Linked DNA regions of Homo sapiens: all the other regions are linked to region 1. The links are chromatin contacts, found by Hi-C or POLR2A ChIA-PET in ENCODE. All regions are on one chromosome and are shown on one strand. Each heading gives the region's core, a stretch centred on a gene start or an enhancer-like site at or near the end of the contact. The rest is flanking DNA. Distances are from core to core; before and after follow the strand shown.

The links. Hi-C counts contacts between places; a loop is a spot of excess contacts on that map. ChIA-PET counts read pairs that join two places held with the same protein, here RNA polymerase II (POLR2A). Pooled maps may share reads with other maps.
Region 2: a map of CD8-positive, alpha-beta T cell shows a loop between it and region 1 (5-fold over the local background). The contact joins the promoter of TPTEP2-CSNK1E here to the promoter of RPL3 in region 1. A Hi-C loop is called at or near these places in 2 of 168 maps with a recorded cell type or tissue (CD8-positive, alpha-beta T cell and naive thymus-derived CD4-positive, alpha-beta T cell), 1 of 37 single-sample maps with no recorded cell type and 9 of 50 pooled maps.
Region 3: a loop to region 1 is called in a pooled map, with 6 times the contacts of the local background. The contact joins the promoter of TOMM22-DT here to the promoter of RPL3 in region 1. A Hi-C loop is called at or near these places in 6 of 50 pooled maps. POLR2A ChIA-PET finds 5 or more read pairs at or near these places in 8 of 52 experiments (HEK293T, MCF 10A, PC-3 and 5 more).
Region 4: a loop to region 1 is called in a pooled map, with 6 times the contacts of the local background. The contact joins the promoter of GRAP2 here to the promoter of RPL3 in region 1. A Hi-C loop is called at or near these places in 6 of 50 pooled maps. POLR2A ChIA-PET finds 5 or more read pairs at or near these places in 2 of 52 experiments (B cell and activated CD4-positive, alpha-beta T cell).

The regions. Positions count from the first base shown.
Region 1 is chr22:39,318,092-39,321,029 of GRCh38, forward strand. RPL3 (ribosomal protein L3) reads right to left here and starts at 1,532. Exons shown (of 10, transcript NM_000967.4): 1 at 1,504-1,532; 2 at 309-501. The coding sequence starts at 1,506. SNORD43 (small nucleolar RNA, C/D box 43) reads right to left here and starts at 1,022; the gene lies at 961-1,022. RefSeq lists enhancers at 521-1,410, 1,277-1,326, 1,411-2,300, 1,717-2,136, 2,301-2,938.
Region 2 is chr22:38,397,355-38,400,292 of GRCh38, forward strand. It overlaps TPTEP2-CSNK1E (TPTEP2-CSNK1E readthrough), which reads right to left and starts at 1,561. Exons shown (of 15, transcript NM_001289912.2): 1 at 1,084-1,561. It also overlaps the pseudogene TPTEP2. RefSeq lists an enhancer at 290-1,073 and a silencer at 1,339-1,618.
Region 3 is chr22:38,680,396-38,683,333 of GRCh38, forward strand. It overlaps TOMM22-DT (TOMM22 divergent transcript), which reads right to left and starts at 1,461. Exons shown (of 2, transcript XR_007068097.1): 1 at 1,331-1,461. It overlaps TOMM22 (translocase of outer mitochondrial membrane 22), which reads left to right and starts at 1,562. Exons shown (of 4, transcript NM_020243.5): 1 at 1,562-1,700; 2 at 1,928-2,046; 3 at 2,484-2,601. The coding sequence starts at 1,584. RefSeq lists enhancers at 1,350-2,549, 1,596-1,665 and silencers at 1,396-1,465, 1,856-1,905.
Region 4 is chr22:39,899,724-39,902,661 of GRCh38, forward strand. GRAP2 (GRB2 related adaptor protein 2) reads left to right here and starts at 1,361. Exons shown (of 8, transcript NM_004810.4): 1 at 1,361-1,607.

The DNA of each region.
Region 1 (2,938 bases), core at 282-2,781:
CCAGCCTCAGCAGCTCCAACCCCCCACACTAGTGTTAACTTCTCTTTGCTAAGGTTCCTGGCAAATTTACTATGCTCTGAAATCAATACCCCACACCGCACCTAAAGCAAACAGTGCTGACCATCTGTAGCCTTGGAATATTAGTTTTCAAGTTAAGCATTCCCATTCTGCTGTCGCAGCAGTTCTGACAACGTGTAACTCCTGCTTAAAAAAAAAAGTCTGCCCTCTGCTAACAGCTTGACTCCATCTCTACAATTTCCCTCCCCCTCCACTCCTATTCCCCCAACTTTTAGGATGTCTGTACATACTGGATCCCGGCCTGTCGACTTCCCGCACGATGTGAGTCATGCCAGCCTTGTATCCCAGGAAGGCTGTGAGGTGGACCGGCTTGGACGGGTCATCCTTAGGGAAGCTCTTCACCTTCCCACGATGCCTGCTGCTGCGCTTCCGAGGCAGGAAGCCGAGGGACCCATGTCTGGGAGCGGAGAACTTTCTGTGAGACTAGGTGGGAAAAAAATCACCGTCAGCACCCAAACCAAAGCAGTGCCCCCTTCTCTAGTTCCCAGCTGCTTAAGTTCCAAATCTCAGCAATACTGAAGAATCCTGACCAGACACCCAGCAAGCCGAATAAAAAGGTCATTATCTCTTCCAGGCTCGCACGTGTCAAGAATGCTTTTGTATTCGACAAAATTTAAGCTGAATCTTATTTCAAATCCTCTCAACCTGTAAGAAAACGACCCATTTTTTTTATCTAACCACACAAAAATACACTAAGTAGTGGCACTAAAAACTGCTTAACAGGCAGCTTTATATGCCAATTAGCAAGGTTTTGACCGCTAAAGAAAGGGACTCCCGGGACAAACGCTGGGTAGCAGCTAGCAATGTTAAGCTATAGGCTGCCTCCGGTGCCCGGACACTAATTACACTGATACACACAGGCCAAAGAACTCCGCAGAGCCAAATCAGAACGTGACAATCAGCACACAGTTTCTGTCCGCCCGTCAATAAGTTCATCATCTGTGGTTTCTGCGAGCTCCAGAGGCCTTCGGAGTGCACCAGCGGCCCCAGATATTCAGGAGGACTCCACAACACTCCCCTCCCCCAAGCTTCTTTACCTCCCAATGAGAACGGCGCCGAGAACCTCCACCCAAGGTCCTTCTACCCAGACAAGCAGGTTATGGGCCCTAATCCCAACTAATGATAGAATTGGTGAGGTCGAAACTTAGAAATGACTCATGGCTTTAAAAACGCCGGGCCTCCAAGCCTGCTCCCACCCTTACGGCCTCTCTCTGGCCGACCTGCAGGCCCAAAGCCAGTCCTCCAAGCGCTCTTCACAAGCCTCTCGACTTTCCAGAAAATAGGCCAGACTGAAGTCCCCGCTGGGTCGCCCGTGCCCCTAAAGCAAACCCCCGGCGCCGGCCAAGACGGGATGGCGGCGATGCGTCGCGGATTCAGCCGTGCCGACGCCGGTGACAATGAAACGGCCGCCATTACAACACATACCATCACGCCATCAAATCCCGCCGGTAGAGGCCGGTCGGCCTTACGGGTCCGCTATATAAAGCCAAATCTGGCCCCGCCCCTTCCGGCGTGCGAGCGCGCCCCCGCGGCAGACGACAGGTCGGGGGCACGTACCGAGCGCCATTTCCACGCACGCTCTTCCGCTCCTAGCTTTCGTTCAGAAGTTGACGTCAGCTTCGGAGACAGAAATTACACACTCTACGGCGAGGGGTCGGGTTCAAACTTAGTGAAAAGCCGCGGAGAGGTGGGCTAAGGGTGGGTGAGCCACAAATCTACGGCGTCCGGCAGCAGCCAAATTTGATAATAACGAAGAAAAATGGCTGCGTCGCTTCTCCTCCTGTGATATGCAGCTATCTCTGGAATTAGCGAAGAAAGACTGAAACTCTCGTTTCCTGGCTCCCACGCTGGTTTTGCGGCGACACCAATTTACCTTTAATACCTTTAATCTCGGGCATCCCTCCCTCAAGCCCTATCTCTGCCATTTCTCCCATGCTAATGCAGTGGCCCGCGCTTGATTCTGAGGGTCAGGAGCGTCCCAAGCCTGCGGAACGGCCTCACGACCTCTGGTCATGCCGAGTCCAGCTGCTCAGCCTCCCGGAGCCCCACGCCTTCCAGACCTATGCATCAGCGAGGGCTTTCGCTGATCTCTGCCTAGGCTCCAGGGTGACTCGGATCCTGACCGATTCCCTGCTTCCAGGCTGGTCCCTTACAAATCTCTTTTTTGAGACGGAGTCTCGCTCTGTCGCAGTGGCGCGATCTCAGCTCACTGCAAGCTCCGCCTACCGGTTCCCAGTTCAAGCAGTTCTCCTGCCTCAGCCTCCCGAGTAGCTGGGATTACAGGAATGCGCCACCATGCCTGGCTAATTTTTTTTTTTTTTTTTTTTGTATTTTTAGTGGAGACGGTGTTTCACCATGTTGGCCAGGCTGGTCTTGAACTCCTGATCTCGTGATCCGCCCGCCTCGGCCTCCCAAAGTGCTGGGATTACAGGTGTGAGCCACCGCGCCTGGCCCCCTACAAATCTTTCTAAGAATCAAGTATCTCGTTACTTTCCATGGCCGCCTCGTTGTTTCCTCGGAATTAAGCATCAACTTCAGCGGCCACCAAAGACGCTCCCCTAACCGTCTACTTCAGCCTCATGGCTGCGCCAGAGCACACGCTCTCATATCACCTGCTTCCTCTGTCCCACCCTGTCATCTTCTTTAATTCTGGGCCTGGCCTTTGCTCCCACCGTCGTTTGAAAAGCATTCTCTCGGCCAGGCGCGGTGGCTCACGCCTGTAATCCCAACACTTTGGGAGACCGAGGCGGGCGGATCACCTGAGGTCAGGAGTTCGAAACCAGCCTGGGCAACATGGCGAAACCCCGTCTCTATTAAAAATACAAAAATTAGCGGGGCACGATGGTGTGCGTCTGTAATC
Region 2 (2,938 bases), core at 311-2,810, 920 kb before region 1:
GCCCAGGCAGCCCTAAATCCAGCCTCCCAGGCCCCCAGCAGCGCCCTCCGCCCCTCCACCATCCCGTCCGGCTCGCAGTCGGGGCCAAATCGAGAGACAAGAGGGCTGTGCCTGAAACTGAGCGGTTTCACCACTTGGCACCTCCTGGCAGAAACTTCCCTTTAAAAAAAGAAAAGAAAAAAAAAAAAAGCAGCAGCACTTTTGGGCTAGCATTTCAATCCTTCCTGCCCTTTAGAGTTCCCAGTTCTGCTTCCAGCTGCCTTTGGGTGTTCCACTACAATTGAGTTGTAAAGATATTCTTTAAGTGTTTATAGAACATTAAGACTTAAGAAAAATCTTTAAAATTAGAGGAGGGAAAAAAAAGCCACCTTATCGCACACATCCAGGAAACGCAGCCCCGTGCATCCCTGCTCAGGGATAAGCAGGCGCCCCAGGACTCCCGGGGACAGATTTTTGGGCACCCGAGGGAGTCACCCGGCGCACCTCGGGGTCCGCGGAGAGGCCCAGCCCCTCCCGCGGTCCCTTAGACGCGCCCTCCGCCTGGCCCGTGTGGACCGTCCCGGCCATTGTTTACGGGGGAAGCCTGTCCCGACGCATTGTTTTGGCCATTTCCAACTTCCCCCGGCCCTTCCCGGGGTATCGCGGGGGACCCTACGCCAACGTCCCCCCTCCGCCCGCGCCCCAAGGGCCGACTGGGCAAATTGGGAGACCCGCCCCGCGGGGCGACCCAACTTTTCGGAACAGCCCCCCACCGCCCACCCCCGCAGACCCCCGGACCCCCGCTCCCGGCGGAGATTCAGGGAACCCCGCACCCCAAGCCCTTCTGAATCGTGCGGCGTGAGTGTGACGGCCAAGAGCGGATGCAGCCCGGGATCGCCCGCACCTTCCCGCCAGCGGAAGCGCAGGAGCCGGCTGGGGAGGGGGCGCCCTAGAAAGAGCAGCTAGAAAGCTGAGACGGGGAACTGAGGTCATCCTGGGGGGGGACAAGACAACGAGAGCCGGGCGCCTCGGGGGCGGCGCGGGAGCCTCCGCAGGACCAGGCGGGCGCCCCGGCTGGCGCGGGCGGGGGGCGCCCCCCTTTACCTGTGGCTCCGGCCCCTCGGCCATTTCCTCGCGCGGCGGCTGCCGGGACTGAGCTGACTCCACTCGGGCCGGCCGGGTTTGAAAGAGGAGGAGCGGGCGCGGAGGGGAGGGGGCGGGGAGGGCGGAGGGAGGGAGGCCTCGCGCAGTTTTCTCGGCCTTTTGTGCGGACACCTCCCGGATTCCGCGCCCGCACCCGGCCCCCCAAAAGACACGGGGAGCCGCAAGCGAGGGGTGCAGCCATCTGCCGAGGCGCCTAGTGCCTTCGCGCCTCCAAGACCCCCAACAAAAAAGGAGCGTCCCGCACCCCCACCCCCGCCCGGAGGATTTAGGGGCCGGGCTCACCTCGGGCGCGGGGCTAAGTGCAGGCGCGGGGGGGGTCCCTAGAGCCGCCAGGGCGCGGCGCGTCCGGCGCTGGGGGACTGTTGGGTCAGAAAGTGTTCAGGGAGCAGCTGCTGCGCCCTCCCTCGGCCCGCCGCTCGGAGACGCCCCGCCCCGCCCCACCCCGCCCCCGCGCCCACGTGACTAGCATAGGCCCGCCCCCGCTCCGCCCCCCGCCACAGACTCCGCCTCCGGGACGCGAGCGAGCGGCGAGCGCGCGCACTCCCAGTTATCGCTCGGCGACTCCCGCGCACGCACGCGCCGTGCCACCCTCCCCGCGCCCCCCGCCCCATACCCCTACTCCCGCCATCCGATTTAACGTGGCGGGCGAGCGCCGCGGCGGTAGCCGTGACAGGTACCCGGCGGGGGGGGCGGGGGGGGCCGCGAGGGTGTGCGCAGGCGCAGACCCGGGTCCCGTCCCCGCCGCCCCCTCCTCTGCAAGGTGTGCCCGGGCGAGGGGAGGGGCCCGCGGCCCGAACTCCTGGGTCACCCCGAATTACAAACAAAACCTTAACGCCGTTGCTCGCGGGTTAGAAGGCAGCTGTGCGCGAAAAACACCTCAGATTTTCTTCAAGCGTGAGGAAGGTCGAGAAGATAAAGTTTTTAAATGAGTATCTTCAGAAAGCTATTTAATTGTTCTGATTTTTTTTTTTCTGAAAGGACTGGGCTTGCGCTATTCTAACTTGAGATTTCTAAACTTAGACTAGGTTCCAAGAATCTACTTGGTTTTGATAGAAATCCATTTGGAGGAAACCGGGGACAAAAAAAAACAAAAAACCGCTACCCTTTCCCCTCCTCCCTACGCACAACTCATTTAAATCGTTTCCCAACTGTTTTTTTTTTCTTACTGAAAAAAAGGACAAAAAAAATCCTGATTCCTAAGGCCTGTGATATTTCCCCATTTTAAGTAAGCCTCGAGGAACCACAGACATAACAAACATATCCACAATTTTTCTACCCCAAAATGCAAACTAATGCAAATGTGAAATGGATCTATGCAAGTCGCTACCAACAAAATAGCCAAATATTTGTTTTTTTACTGGCCTTCGGCATATCCAAAATGAAAAAACTTTAAAACACATCAAGAAAAGCATTTAAAATATCTATTTCCTAAATCAAAAGAAAGAACGCACTACAGAAACGATCCGGAGCTGGTGAGCAATGCAATCTTAATAAATAGGAAAAGGAATTTGAGAAGACAGCTCAGCAAAGGGGAAGAATTTGCCAAGTGTCATGTTTTGCTGTCATTTTATATATAACTACTAACCCCCCATATGGTCTGGTTAGTCTTTTTTAAAAAGGAAGCCAATCAATTACTCACAATTAATTAGCAGTGCCGGTAGATTCTTAGGCCAGCACTAAAAAACTAAATTGGGTGAATTTTTTTTCACTCAAGTCCACTGATATTGATCACTTTTAGTATTAGGAGTCCTTTTCTGACAAAAGATGAATACCTATCTTTAAAATATATTTTTTA
Region 3 (2,938 bases), core at 211-2,710, 640 kb before region 1:
GGGATAACAGTGCCTACCCCAGTGAGCTGCTGTGAAGATTAAAGGAGGACACACCGCACCCACCCACACCCACAGGCACCAGAGCACCTGGTATTTAGGTGTTAACTCTTACCTTTGTTTGGTACATAGGGAAGATTTACCTGATGTTTTCCCAAAAGACCTGCAAGACACTAATTTATTCCTACCAAGTAAAACATGGCTCAGGAAAACGAAACTGGATCAGTGTCTCTCTAAAACAGCCCAAGAAGCAGGCCAAGGAGATGGACAAGGAAGATAAATCTTTGGCCCTGGTCACAGGCCGAATTAAGAAATCCGGCAAGGTGGGGCGCAGTGGCATAGGCCTGTAATCCTAGGACTTGGGGAGGCTGAGGCAGTCGGATTGCTTGAGTCTCGGAGTTCAAGACCAGCCTAGGCAACACAGTGAAACCCTGTCTTTATATATATATGTATGTGTGTGTGTGTGTGTGTGTGTATATGTGTGTATGTATATATACATAATACGTATATATGTATACGTATGTATATATATACATATATACACATACCTATATACACATATATACATATATACACATATATACATATATATACATATATACGTATATATATACACACACATAAAATATATATTATATATAATATATAACTATATATAGGCCAGGTGCGGTGGCTGATGCCTGTAATGCCAGCACTTTGGGAGGCCGAGGCGGGCAGATCACTTGAGGTCAGGAGTTCAAAACCAGCCTAGCCAAATGGTGAAACCCCGTCTCTACTAAAAATACAAAAAATTAGCGGGGCGTGGTTGGTGGTGCATGCTGAGGCAGGAGAATCGCTTGAACCTGGGAGGCGGAGCTTGCAGTGAGCCGGGATCACACCACTGCACTCCATCCAGTCTGGGCGACAGAGCGAGACTCCGTCTCAAAACAAAACCAACAACAACAACAACAACAAAAAGCTAAAATCTTACAAAAAGCGACCTGTTCCACTGTCCCTTGGGCCTGCGGTGATGGTGGGCCTGACTCCATTCGTCTTTAAACATCTCTATTCCCGGCCACATCTTTGGCCACCTATGCTCGAATAAAGTGTTGTCTTGGAGCCTGTTGTAAATTTAAGAATAAACTTTTGTTAAAAAAAAAAATACAGTGGCTCATCATCTCTTGAGTTGTTTTCACTCAGCCACTCCTACCTTAGCTGTGAACTTAAAGTAAAACAAGCCCCCAGAATCTTGCCAGAGTCAGCCCTTTGATCTTTGTTCTCCCCTGAACTCTATTACCTGGAATTAAAACAACGCATTTGAAAAAAAGAAAAACAAGCAAGTTTCTGAGCTCACCCTATACCCGCTGAACAGAATGACTGCGGTGGCGCCCCAGAACCTCTCACAGGCCTCTCAGCTGCTGCTAATGCCCGCCGAAGCCCCGACGCCCGGATAAGGCCAGGGCTGCCGGACCCGCTGCGGGCACTGGAGGACCCGGGGCTAGAGGGCGCCGCTCTCGCCCGGCTCGCGCCTCGGCTCCCGGAAAAGCAGCTCTGTCCGCCGTTCGGCTGCGCTCACCTCCTTTCCGCTTCCGGTGTCCCCTACAGTCATGGCTGCCGCCGTCGCTGCTGCCGGTGCAGGGGAACCCCAGTCCCCGGACGAATTGCTCCCGAAAGGCGACGCGGAGAAGCCTGAGGAGGAGCTGGAGGAGGACGACGATGAGGAGGTACTAGGGCCTCGCGGGGTGCAGAGCGGGAAGCGGGCCCGCTCGTGGGTGTGGGATCCGCGTGGTACGGGATCGGAGCGAAGCGGCTGCTTTGGGAGGCGGGGTTAGGGGCCCTGCTGGGCCCTGGGTGCCCTAGCTCCAGTGGGGCTCGGCGGCTCCCAGTGCCGCAGCGGGGCCAGGAATGGATGTCGCTTTTTCGGCTAAGACCCGCGTCTACTCCACCACAGCTAGATGAGACCCTGTCGGAGAGACTATGGGGCCTGACGGAGATGTTTCCGGAGAGGGTCCGGTCCGCGGCCGGAGCCACTTTTGATCTTTCCCTCTTTGTGGCTCAGAAAATGTACAGGTAAGGAACGAGGGCAAAGGCACTGGGTACGTGCATGGGATGGTCGTGGTGCTGTGAAAGAACACGGGGTTTGGAAGCAGCAGACCCGTGTTGGGTGACCTTGGGCTTGTACCCTATCCTTTCTTAGTTTCCTCTTCTGTAAAATGGGGATTCTTACCTGGCAGGGGAGTTGTGGGGGTTATTTCAGATTGTTGGAGATAATTAATGAATAAGGAGCTTTGTAAGAACTCAGGAGAATGTTAAACCGCCATCACTAGATGATACAGCTACCATAGCTGCTCCTCCTGTCTCTGGTAGGAGTATGGTGTAAGGAGCGGGTAGAATACGTTTATCAAAAACATTGGAGTATGTAATGTGAGAGGTTTGGTTACTGGGTAGTTCTTGCCTGTTTTGTTTGCATGTCTTCATGCTCACCCTCTGGGGATTTTCCTCTGCAGGTTTTCCAGGGCAGCCTTGTGGATTGGGACCACTTCCTTTATGATCCTGGTTCTTCCCGTTGTCTTTGAGACGGAGAAGTTGCAAATGGAGCAACAGCAGCAACTGCAGCAGCGGCAGGTGAGCCCAGACCTTGGGCTTTTTGCCAGTGGTGGAGACGCAAGTTATTTCACTAACACATTGGTCCCCAACCTTTTTGGCACCAGGGACTGGTTTCATGGAACACAGTTTTTACATGGATGGTGGGTTGGGGGTGGCCGGGGGTCGGGGGGGGGGTTCTGGATGATTCAAGTGCATTACATTTATTGTGCACTGAATTTCTATTATTACATTGTAATATATAATGAAATAATTCTATAACGTAGAATGAGTGGGAGCCCTGAGCTTGTTTTCCTGCAACTAGACAGTCCTGTCTGGGGGTGATGGGAGACAGTGACAGATCATCAGGCATTAGATT
Region 4 (2,938 bases), core at 111-2,610, 580 kb after region 1:
TGTAATCCCAGCACTTTGGGAGGTTGAGGCGGGCGGATCATCTGAGTTCAGGAGTTCAAGACCAGCCTGGCCGACATGGTGAAACCCCATCTCTACTAAAAATACAAAAAAAATTAGCCAGGCATGGTGGCAGGTACCTGTAATCCCAGCTACTTGGGAGGCTGAAGCAAGAGAATCACTTGTACTCGGGAGACGGAGGTTGCAGTGAGCCAAGATCATGCCATTGCACTCCAGCCTGGGCAAGAAGAGTGAAACTCCGTCTCAAAAAAAAAAAGGAGTTATGGATAGAAAATTACTTCCTTTAACTCATTCGACAAATATTTACTGAGCATTTTCTGTCACCTTGACACTTTGCTGATTCTTCTTTTCTATTTCAATAAAAATGTTGGGCAATTATAACCAAGGAAAAGGTTTTAAGAAAGTAAATTTTAAGCAAGGTTTAGATATAAAGAAGCAAAGAGATGGAAAAGGATGCCGTTTCACATTGCAGAAAAAGTTTAAATTTTAGAACCCCAAATTGAATCTCTCCTTGACACTCTCCTCTTGGTATTCCAGGGATTAATGCTAGGAACATCCCAGTGAGCCAACATTTCCCTCCTCATCTTGGATCCAGTCCCCAAACTCTGAATGGTGCCACTTAGCAAGTAGCAATGTCTCTAATTTTCTGTAAAAGATGCAACGTTGGCAATCCATTTTCTAGCAAGAGCAAAGAGAAAGGAAGAGGCCTTCACAAGTTGCAGTTGATATAGGGGGAAGGGTGAGTGGTACATTTAAAGGTAAGAACTAAGGAAGTTGAAGGTAACAAAACTCAAGGTCAATGGAAAGTCTTAAATCCCAGAAAGCCTTCAGTCTAAGACTCAACAGAAATTGAAGTCCCAGAAATTGAAGGAACTGGTTCCACCTCATGCTGGACTGTGGCAAACCTGGGGTGAGAATGCATCCCAGCTCAGAATGTTTCTTCTTTTTTTGTCAAGAGTAATATTAGAGGCTGAGTGTATGAACAAAGCATCTTTCCTGGGATTTTAACATTGTGAGTGATCGAGGGTGCTCTTAAATAAGTTCCCCCAAGAAGCCCTAATGTTCCTCTGGATGCATGATTATACTAAGAGAATAAGAGTTTTCCTTAAGATCAGCTTGCTGATGGACCATATCAAGAACTATAAATTTTCTTATGTGAACACAAGTGTTCAGGGGGGATATTGTTAAAACTGAAACCAAGCATAAAGAAGCAAAAGTGTTTCAGTGAACCTCCTGCATTTTAGTTCAACTCTGGCAGCAAGAAAACAAAACCACATAATCTAAGGCTCACGCCCAACTCTCCGAAGCCCCATATGTGCTAGTTCCTGTGTGGTTTGCCTACAGACTGCAGGGCTGACTAGGGTTAGTTTGGAGGAGGGAGTAAGAGGTGGGGAGGAGGAGGCACAGTTAATGGATCTGTAAACTTGCACCCTCTTTCAGAGTGGTACATGGAAGACAGCACAAAGTGGATCCATACTCTGAAATGCAGTAACTCTGATGCTTGAATTTGTCTCCCTTCTTGCCAGAAAGGATTCTAATAACTCGGTGTCAAAGCCAAGACATAAACTCAACCCCTTCTCTTCCAAAAGGTATGTCATTATACAACATCTGTACATATACTCTAGAAACTTTGAACAGTTTTATAATTTGCAGAATGTTCTGTATGAGTTAATTAAAATGAATCTCACTAGTTCTCTAAATATTGCTTTTAAGTCCCATCAGCTAAGGTCTCTAAACCTTTTGCTGTGACAATGTTTGTGGTGATGGGATTTGACTTCTATCAAATGAACTGGGAGAACACTTGTTCCTTACCCAGTCCATAACACAAAAATCTCCACAAACTGGCTTCAGAAGCATCTCAGGGAAAGATTTTCGACCTTGGGATCATGGAGGTAAAATTCCACTTCACCATGGTCAGAATTTAATCCAAATTGGAAGGGATTGGAGGGGGTGGTAGAGGGCTGAGCAGTGATGAATGAACACTAGCACTCTGAGGTCAGGATTTCTCTCTTTGCTTGAATTTCTAGTTCTGTTCGCATTTTTGTTACCTGTACAAAGGACACCAGTTTTCATTCCTTTACGAAAAGAAAACTTTATGTTGAAGTGTATTTTGGAAGGGTATTGTCTCTCTTCGTACTAGCCGTTAGGCTCCATCCCTATGACTGTCTCTGGTTTAGGCGTCCAGTCTGAAGATAGCTGCTTTGTGTTCTTTGTCCCAACTCTTCCTGAACGTGAGGATTGAACATACCAACCAAAGGTTTCACTAATTTAAAATGTACTGTATTGCCCTGACAGGTATACTGTCAAAAAAAATTTACCGTATTTATCTACCTGGAATTAGGCCTTCTTAATAAAGTGTATGCAGCATAATTTGCACACTATTGAACATACACATCCCTAGATAAACTAGGAGTGGGAAGTGTTTTAGATCTAAACATCCAATGGGAAAAATTTCGTGTGTTCTCGTTATGTTATCTGAGGATGGGAAACTTCAGGTCGCAGAATCTTTTGTTCTATGCAGCAATGTTTGTCATAAACGGTTTAGTTCTTTAGTGGCTCCTTTTTGTTTCTTATTTTTGGTTTCGGAAAGAGTATTTAGCAGAAGTTACTCTCCTTTAACAATCCAGTATTTTATGTAAAACTTTATAGAATAATTTTATAGTGATTCTCTTTACAAAACCATCTGCTATTAAATAAGGAACACTGTGTAAATAGAGGACCACCTAAGTATATTTAATTTTCAAATACGAAAAAAATCTGACTCATACCCTTTTTTGTTTTTTTGTAAAAGAGAGGTGGCCCTATATTATTGAATAAAACTGCTTTTTTAGATTGAACTTGGAGTGTCTCCCATGTGGTAAACTGAAATCTTATTCTCCCCAAATTGTAATAGATTTTATCTTTTTAAAAATGACTTTAC